Regions from separate parts of the Homo sapiens genome. Here region 2 is linked to region 1. The links are chromatin loops, found by intact Hi-C in ENCODE. Cell type or tissue: ascending aorta. All regions are shown on one strand. Region 1 has its middle 190 kb from the start of LINC02521. Region 2 overlaps MYLK4 (myosin light chain kinase family member 4).

Region 1 (5,000 bases):
GACGGTACACAGGGTGTTGTACCCCCAGCTTTCACACTAAGATGGCCACTCATCCAAGATCCTCCAAAATGATTCTTCACTGGCCAGTCCTGGTAATGTCTGTTCCTACAACCTACTTTGAAGATTCGATTTTGCACTCCAAGGGTCTCCAGAGAGGGTCCTCTCCTCATTCTGTGCTTGTGTGTTGGATGGGCCAAGGGAGGGAACTAACTTTTGATTCCATTTCCTCCGTTATCACGCCAGCTTCTTCAAACTGCCTCACTTGGGATTTCAGTCAAAACCACAAAAATAAACTATATTTTCTAATTTTTCATTTTCTGAATATTACATTTTTATGTGGATAGCAATACCAGTGATTGTGTCCCTATATTTCCCTGAACGGTCTAGAGGTCATTCTAATAACATATGAAGTGTATTTCAAAGAGTCCCCACATCAGAGCAGCTTAACAATAGTGGATTGTCAGCATGAATTCCTGCTATATAAGATTTCCAAATGCATCTCAGAGTCTCTGGCTAACACCAGTTTGTGCCCCTTCGTGCTAATATGGAAACTACAATCAACTGAACATTTTTTTTTTTTTTGTAAATGAGTATGTGTTGGAGATTTTTTTTTTACTGCATAATAAAAGCAACATAAAATGAATTTGCTCCAGTGCTTCTTCACACTTCAAAACTCCATGCCCCACCTGCTTGTGCTATTCTTTACTTGGCACCCTGCCCGGACTGTAACTAGGTTATCAGCCGGGTGATGGCAGGAGCCTCCAGCCTGTGCGCTTCAGTCGAGCCCGGGTGTCCCACGGAGGTCCGCGCGGCGCTGATGGAGACCGGGATCAGTTTGCACCCCAAGGGGACTTGGCCACTCTGGATATTGCTTTTATAGACTCCGGTTGTTTCTGACTCTATGTTTTTTATTACATTCCTTTGCAATTCTAGCAGCTGTTTTTGTCAAGAGTCTTAATAAAGTTTGAACTGCTAAACGAACTTTATGGAAATTGGTCACAGAAGAAGTCTATGCGGCACCTTTCAGAAAACCAGAGGTTACGTTGCCCCTGGGCTACCTCCGCAGTAACAGTAGTGACAAACAAACCTAACAGCGTGGGTGAAGGATGATGGTTTGGCAACCAATTTCTGACTCGATTTCTGAGAGACTACCATCCACACACACACTTAGTTTCTTTAGATCTATTTACCACAATTTATTAGAAACATTTGGCTGCATGGCTCAAATGGTGAAGTTGCTCTAAGGACCTTTAAAGAGAGTCAACTCATGTTTGGTGTTTTGTTTTGCTTTGGTTTTATTTCATGTTGCTTTTCAATTTTATAAACCTAAGACTCGGAATAATTGAACTTAGAAACTTTCTATGAAAGAAAAATAAAGTGTCTGAGATACTCTTAGTTTCTCTCTCATTGCTTAATTATACTAAAATGTTGGTCAATTTTGTTATGCATATTAATTTGGCCATGAGGTTAACTTGATTTGATGGCATCTCTAGGAGCCAGTGAAAAACTCAAACCCCATTTTAGACTTGCCTTGGGTATACTGGTTTACCATCCACTTCACATACCGATGTTATGGAAGAATAATTCATCAACAGACCAAAACTAACCATTCATCAGTTTGGGGTGTGACTTCATCCATTTCCATGAATAAAACAGACCCTAAAAGCAATAAAGCAAACTGTTTCATAGCCTTAGTCCGGCAGCTGGATGCCCTCCATCCTGGATAGTCCTGGATTATAATGGGTCCTTTATGAAACATCTCTTTGAAAAATTGGTGTTGCCACCAAACAGAGTTAGTTATTAGCAACACTGCAGCTAGTTGAACTAAAATATTTCTATATAGATGACCCAGTGACTCACCTCAGACTTATGAGGTGTAAAATGCAGAGGTCAGGTTAGATGGTCTTTAAAGATCCTCACACCTCTAACACTGGGGCTTTCTAGGACACAGTGAGAATTCTAGGATGAGAGAAGATAGCCAAAGCGGCGGAGTCGCACTAGGTGGAAGGCACTGGTAACAGAGTGCTTTCACTGCGGAATAAGCAGACACTTCCCCTGTTCCAGGTGGGCTGCGGCGAAAAGCAGGTGACGCCCGGGTGCAGCTGGGTCAAGCTCCAAAGCAAACCAACCTTCACAGAGCCAGTGGCTCCAGGGTCAGCACTCACATCCAGCTTCCTCTCCAGACTGCTGAGAAGTGCATCTGAGTTCAATTTGCTTTTGTCTGTCAGAATCTATTCCAACAAAAAGGAGAGGGAAAACGTAATCATGGTGAAGGACCCCACATCCTCTGCGATGACGTCACAGCGAAACACTCACTCGAGATGATTTACAGCTCCGTTCTCAGTTCCCAGCACCGAGAGTCAGTGGACACTTCTTTATATTGTTCTTGCTACTTTAAAAAATGGCCCGATTCCAATCACTTACTTATGTTCTGATACCCTAACGCCTGTGCTTCGAACGGCAACCGAATCTGCTGCTCATTACGATGACCTTCTTCACTTCCTCCTGTCCACATCACAAAAGCACACTTTCCTTTAGCGACCAGTGGAGGGTGCTGTTGTATTTGGTGTGTTTCCACCTTCCCTCCTCTCAGGACAGTTTTTGTTTTTTTTTTTCCCTAAGGGAAAAGGGCTCTTTCCCATAGTAATGTGAACATGATGTATGATAATGAAAACAATAACTACATCAACATATTTTCCCCAGAAGTTGTTTTTTTTTTTTTTTCAGAGCATGAATGTAGGGCTCTTAGCTATAATACACTAAGATAAATGAATGGACTTTAGAGAAGTGTGGAAGGTATTGAAAAATGCTTTCAAGATGGACATGGGCTTCGCAGACCTTGTAATTTAATGATTTTGACTACTGGATATTAGGAGTTTCATTACATGTCATCGTTCAATAGTTTAAAGATAATATAACAGCAATAAAACGTAGCAAACAGCAAGAATAACATCTGGCCACAATCAGCCCACTGTCATAAAATAGACTCCCTGACTGCCTTTCACAGGGCATGAACCTGGCAAGAATGAATGATAGAAAGACACACTTTCAGACCGAGTTGTGACAGCTGAATATTATTTCCAACCACTACACTCAAGATCTGTGCTAGGCATTGCTCCATTCCCTCCCTGAAGCCTGAACTCAAAACACTCAATTTTGTTCTTGCCTTTTCCTTTCCCACAGTAAACTTCTGCTTCTACGTGACAATATCTTTTTTATAGTTTCTTGCTAATTGGATTTTGCTCTGTACCACACAGGTAACCTAATAAATCGATTTAAGAAGCACAGCAAGCTTATAGCATGCTCCAAAAGAATCTAGAACAACAAGTAAGGAAACCTGGCTTTAGTTCAAGCACTTTCATGAATCCCTAGGAGGGCTGCCAGATAAAACACAAGACATATAGTTAAATTGGAATTTTAGATAAACAACAAATAACTTTTTAGTATAAGTATGTCCCAGATGATATTTGGGATATATCTATGCTTAAACCTGTCTGTTGTTTATCTGAAATTTAAATTTAATGGGGCTTCCAGTAATTTTATTCGCTGAATCTGTCAACCCTAACCATCAAGGACAGCCAAACTTGGAATGACTGCACTATGCTGTCTACAGAATTTCAAGTTTAAAATCTTATTTGTCTATCTTGCATGAAAATATTTTTTAAAGACTGAATTTACATTCATTTAAAAATGTGACTGCTTTATAGCTTTTGAAGAAGATAAAGGTTTCCTTTCTCTCTTAGCCTAAAGAGCTTTCTGCTGCCAAAAGCCAGATGGAGATAATTTGGCTGATTTATTATTCTGATTGATGGAAAACTCAGCTTAGGAAATGAGGTTTTTGTAAAGCAAGGCTGACAGATAACAACAGGATTCAGCCCAAGTTACACCAAACGAGTCAAAGACTTAGCTGCTTTTCTGCCAAACCCAGGTAGAAACCAAGGGGCTGGAACAACGGCCCGCCCAATGTCATCTCTGGTGTGGCATCTGTCACTCATTAACTTTGCTTCCATCTTGGTCACCTGAGCAGAATACCCAGCTCTAGCTGCTGCCTGGGTTTTTTTTCCCCGGGAACAACCAAGCAGGTATTTTGGAATGCTCAGCAAATAGTGGTGCCTACACAAGAAAGAGAGAATAAGCCAGGGTCCCCAGCAGCCAAGTAAGTTAGGCATGTAGGGATGCCCCACTGGCTTTCGGACAATCAGTGAAGCTGGAATCCATGACGCTTCCTCAGCTGCCGGTGTCACTGCTCCCTTAGGAGCTGAACTGAACCGTGCAGATGTGGAGAAAAGGGAACCTTTGCATACCGTTGGTGGGAACGTAAACTAATACAGGTATTCTGGAAACCAGTATGGAGGGTCCTTAAAAAACTAACAATAGAACTACCACACAATCCAGCAATCCCACTTTGGGGTATATGCTCAAAGGATTTGAAGTCAGTACGTTAAAGGAATGTCTTCACCCCCATGTTCATTGCAGCACTATTCGCAATAGCCAAGATATGGAGTCAACCTAAGTGTCCAGCAATGGATGAACAAATAAAGAAAATGTGGTGTATATATTCACAGTGGAACACCACTCAGACTTTAAAAAGAAGGAAATGCTTTCATTTTTGACAACATGGATTGACCTGGAGGACATTATGGTAAGTAAATTAAGCCAGGCACAGAGAGGCAGATACCATGTGATCTCACTTATATGTGGAATCCAAAACACGCAAACACATAGAATTAGAAAGTGGAATAGTGGTTACCAAGGGCAGGACAGTGGATGGACTGGGGAGATGCTGGTCAAAGGGTGCAAAATTTCAGTTAGGAGAAATACATTTTTGTGATCTACTGCAGAGCATGATGACTATAGTTAATAATAATGTATTATGTATTTCAAAATGGCCAAGAGTAAATTTAAAGCGTTCTCACCATAAAAAATAAGTATATGAGGTGATGGATCTGTTAACTGGCTTGATTTAATCATTCTACAGGGTATACCTATATCACAGCATC
Region 2 (5,000 bases), 250 kb before region 1:
ACAATCTCTAGAAGTATCTTCTATGCTCAGGCAAGAAAATGTTTTCATATTTCTTCTGAAAATTCATCTCTTTGTATTCTTGTAGGATTTATTTATTGTTCTCTCCCCCATTAGGAATCTAATCCAAGTTTAATAAAGTCATTATAAATTGTTATACTTTTGTTTAGATATTTCTAGAACTTAGGTAAAATGGCCAAAAATTGTTCATCTTGGCATTTCCACAAACAGTAATATGCAAAACTGTTATTCAGGGTACATGACCCAGCGTCCTCTGCTAGCAAGAAAAGACTCTGCGGAGCCCAGGACTGGTCAGATTTATTCCATTAGGCTATTCCTTTTTCACACTGAACTTTTAGAATTTAAATACACTTCCGAGTTTTCTTATCCTGATAACCCCCTTGTTGTAGAAAGGCCATGTGGGTGATACGTTCAGAGCTGAGGAGGTTTGAAAAGACCAACACTTGAGCCTGGCAGTAGAGGACAGAGCTGTAGGACAGGGTGGCCGACCTCTAACATCTACCTGCCACCATCAGAGTCCAGGCTGTGGGTCACAGCTACAAATTATTACAAATATTTGTTCTCCTCCATTCTTCTATCTGGCCTGTTTGCAACAGTTTTAAAAAGAACCAGGAATTCTCTATATGTTATGTTATGAACACAATTTTCTGCAGCAACTGTAATCCCAAAATGCATGGCCGTTGATATTGCTGGCCATCGGCTATGTAAATTCAGGGCTGTGGATATGAGCCACCGTGGCAGGGATGCATCTGAGATGGCCCCCAGGGCAGCCTGGCTTTTCAGGGGTGCAGCCTGATGACAGAGTGTTCTCACAGTGAACGTGCCATTCCAGAAAGCACTGTTTTCTTCATCACGCATTGCTTCACCAAGCACTTCAGAACTTTACCCTCTGTTCGGTGCTGGGGAAACGAAGGGGAAGAGAAGGGTCCGTATGCCAGCGGGCAGACAGACACATTGAGAACGCTGCAGTAACACGGAAAACGATGGTGGCATTGTTGAGGTCCAGAGGAGCAGCCCTTATCTCAGCCTTTATGTTCTTTCAAGGACAAATCCGTTTTACCATTGATTTTTTAAATGATTTTTATTGAATGGGAATGAAAGAAGGATTAGACGATGTTGTTCAGTTGAATGAATTTCCCTTTCAGCTATTCCGCCACTCTCAGGAAAAGTAGGGTTTTGATGTAGTACTGGGACAGGTCTGTGACGCAGGGCGAGAGCGCACTCATGCCCAGGTAGCCGGCACACGCCTGTGGACCGATGCCGCCCTGCTGTTCAAATCTGGATCCTATGGCAGTAAATGTAATGGTTAACGGAGAAAAGAGGATAAAGTGCTGACTTGAAATTGCTTAAATAATCAAAACTGGCACGCAAGCGATGAATACTGAACTCTTAAAAGCAGTACTTTGCAGAAGGAGAAAAAGAGTTTGCAAGAATTGAGCTGATAGTTCTAATTATGTTCTTGCACTCAAACCGACTAATTAGAATGATCCTGCTCCAAAACACACTTCAGAAAATCAGAGTGTGAAGCACGGTGTTATCTACAATTGTCTCCAAATTATTTTGATTTTGTGCTGCCATCAGTAAAATATTTTAAAGCACTCCGCGATATATTTATTTATAATTATATACATTGATAACCACTACATGCATTTTATTTTATTTTATTTCATTTTATTTTATTTTTGAGACGGAGTCTCTCTCTGTTGCCAAGGCTGGAGTGCAGTGGCGTAATCTTGACTCACGGCAACCTCCGCCTCCAGGGTTCAAGCAATTCTCTTGCCTCAGCCTCCTGATAGCTGGGACTACAGGTGTGCACCACCAGGCCCAGCTAATTTTTGTATTTTTAGTAGAGATGGAGTTTCACTATGTTGGCCGGGCTGGTCTCAAACTCCTGACCACATGATCTGCCCACCTCGGCCTCCCAAAGTGTTGAGATTACAGGTGTGAGCCACTGCGCCTGGCTGCACTTTTATTTTTATAAATAACATTTAATATGTCAGAGATACTTTTATATGTGTCCAATTGTATCAATATATTTTTAAAAACATATGTAAAATATAAATGTTAAAAGAATGGTGTCTTAGCTTGGGCTGCTATAGCAAATTATTCTGGACTGGGTGGTTTAAACAACAAACATTTATTTCTCACAGTTCTGGGGGCTGAGAAGTCCCAAATCAGGCTGCTGGCAGATCCAGGGCCTGGCGAGGGCCCCGTTACTAGTGTGTAGTGGGCTTCTCCCCATAAAGAGTGAGCAAACTTTCATTTTGGTTCTTATAAGGGCACTAATCCCATTCATGAGGACTCTCCAATCATGACCTAGTCACCTTCGAAGGCCCTACCTTTTAATAGCATCACCATGAGGGTTAGGATTTTAATATATGAATTTGTGTGCGTATATCGTCGGGGGGGATACATTCAATCCATAAGGAATGGAATAAATTGAAATGAGTTCTAGCATGTCCTTGATACCCTCCAAAGGACTACTATGGACACTCCCTGGGTACGTATATCCCACTTACGAGACCAGTCTAGGAAGCCAGACAGAGTGGAGAGAGCTAAGCTGTGTTTTGAATACTTGGACATCTGGACCACTTAGCCTTTCTTCCCTGTGTCATTCTACATCCACTGATAAATTATTATAAAAGGAATTGGTAAATAGTTCCAAAGAAATCCATATGCAAATATAGAAATATTTTTAAGTGAATTTGCATGAAAGAGGTCCTTAGGTTCATCCCAGCCATCGATGTGAATTCAGCAGAGGAATATAGTCACTGACATGGTTTTCATCCCATTAACTGGGGATGGTCAGGATTGGGTCAGAAACTTAATGCTTAAGAGCACTGGTCCTGTGCTCTTTAATCGGTAGAAGACATGTTTCATTTTTGGACAATAAACAAGGTGTATCTACAAACTTGAGCTTTCTATTTTAGCAACTTCTAGGCATAACTTAGAAATACAAAGTAAAAATGTTTCATATTTTTGGTTGCAGTCCTGAAAAGAAAAGGAGAAATACAGCGTCTGTCCTGGAAAGGACAGGAGAATACAACTTCTGTTTGTTGGAAACTCTTCGGTTCAAAGTTCCTCTAGATGTCAGTATTACATAGGGAAATGAAACTATAACAGCCTTTGGCAATGAATAAAGGCCTTCTTACATTATTTAAATGGAAAAACATATGTGATATATAATTACTAAAGAAAAAAGCAACCTCTCTTGGAAGCTGGCTTCTTATATTCCTCAATACTGACAGCTTCTCCTGTTGGTCAAGTCCAACTCCGAACCCAAAGAATATTGGGTTAGCATGTGGACTTTTCCACCTGATACTCAGATGGCCTCAGGGGCAAACGTGGATCTATCAGTGCTCCATGGAGTCTTACAGCCAGCTGCTCAATTTTATATACTTTTATGAGTAGAAATTGACTGATACATACCAGTTTTCATTATTAAATCCACGTATGCTTATATCATTGCATTCATGCCACACAGAATAAACCCAGAAGCACAATGTCTATTGATACACCAGAAGTTTTCATTTCAAAAGGGAAGAACTGAAAGACAGTTATAAAACACCTTAAACACAATTTGTTAAACTGTCTTATTCGACTAATTTGGATATATGCTTTCAAAATTGGACTTAAATTCTCTCCTTTTTTTGCTTCTCTTCCATGTTAATTGTAATCTTTCGACAAATATTTATCTCTTCACTCTGCTAATTTGTTTTTGATTTATGACCTTCTCTCTTAATCATTTTTCTTATCTCCTGTGGTGCCAACTATGTAGTAGATCTCAATAAATAGGAATCATGTAACTTGGCTATAGTCTTTCTATCTTTTTTTTTCCCCAGAAAGACAGTATAGGGTGGTAGTTAGGTGCACTGGCTGAAGTAGACAGCTGGGTCAGAATCCTAGCTCTACCATTTCTAAACTTTATAACCTTGGGAAATTACCCAACTTCATTTGTACGATGGGGCTAATAGTATCTATCTTAAAGGGCTGTTAGCAGGAGCAACCAGTTAAACAAAGTGCTTAGAAGAGTGGTACATAATGTGTGTGCACAATACATGGTAGCTGTCACCACTACCACCATCATCACCATGACCGTCACCATCACCACTACAACCGCCATCACCACTACAATCATCACCACCACCACCACCACCACCACCAGCAGCACTACCACTACCACCACGACTACCACCACAACCAACACTACTACCACCACCACCACCACCGCCACCACCACCACCACCACCATGACCACTACCATCATCATCATCATCATCACTACGTACTGGTCTCTGAAGTAATCACCAGGGAGTCAAAGATGAACCAGTCTTTTTGCCCACTGGAAGTCCACAGTCTAGTGGGAAATTGACAGGAAAAAAGGCTTAAAGTGTTATAAGGGACACCAGGGGTGGGGATATGTGCTGAGTTCTGTGCAAGCACAGAGGAGGGAGCAATCAGCTTTGTTTGAAGAGGCGGCAGCCCATTGTCCCTGCAGAGGGAAAAGTAGGCAAGTGCCGTCTCTGGACTTTCACTTAAAGAGAAACTCTGAAGCTCTCACTTCCAGCCTTGGCTTTCCACAGATTTACTAAACATGCCTTTATGTTTTAAGTTCACCATCTAAAAAACGGAAATACTCTGAATCCATGGAGCTGCCCCCTGCATTGTGTAAAAGCACATTTGCAGCCGGACATGTTGGCTCACACCTGTAATCCCAGCACTTTGGGAGGCCGGGGCAGGCGGATCAACTGAGGTCAGGAGTCCAAGACCAGTCTGGCAAATGTGGCAAAACCCCGTCTCTACTGAAAATACAAAAAATTAGCCAGGCATGGTGGTACATGCCTGTAGTCCCAGCTACTCAGGAGGCTGAGGCAGGAGAATCGCCTGAACCCGGGAGTTGGAGGTTGCAGTGAGCTGAGATTGCGCCATTGCACTCCAGCCTGGGCAACAAGAGCGAAACTCCATCTCAAAAAAAAAAAAAA

What was found. A loop is a pair of places that touch in the nucleus more often than their neighbours do. Peaks named below come from ENCODE experiments on the same cell type or tissue, not always from the same donor. Only the 100,000 strongest peaks of a DNase experiment are listed, where the experiment ranks them.
Region 2: a loop joins it to region 1, with 3 times the contacts of the local background. A loop is called at or near these places in 9 of 110 quality-filtered maps.

Annotation. Positions count from the first base shown.
Region 1 is chr6:2,446,487-2,451,486 of GRCh38, reverse strand. No RefSeq gene overlaps it. Among named protein-coding and RNA genes, the nearest start is that of LINC02521, 190 kb to the left of the region's middle. In ascending aorta, CTCF peaks have their summits at 707 and 2,516 (motif pointing right); DNase peaks (open chromatin) are centred at 726, 2,096 and 2,506; H3K4me3 peaks cover 1,405 bases; H3K27ac peaks cover 693 bases.
Region 2 is chr6:2,693,761-2,698,760 of GRCh38, reverse strand. The region is part of intron 2 of MYLK4 (myosin light chain kinase family member 4); the gene reads left to right. Among named protein-coding and RNA genes, the nearest start is that of MYLK4, 55 kb to the left of the region's middle. In ascending aorta, a CTCF peak has its summit at 3,102 (motif pointing right); no DNase peak of the experiment used is centred here.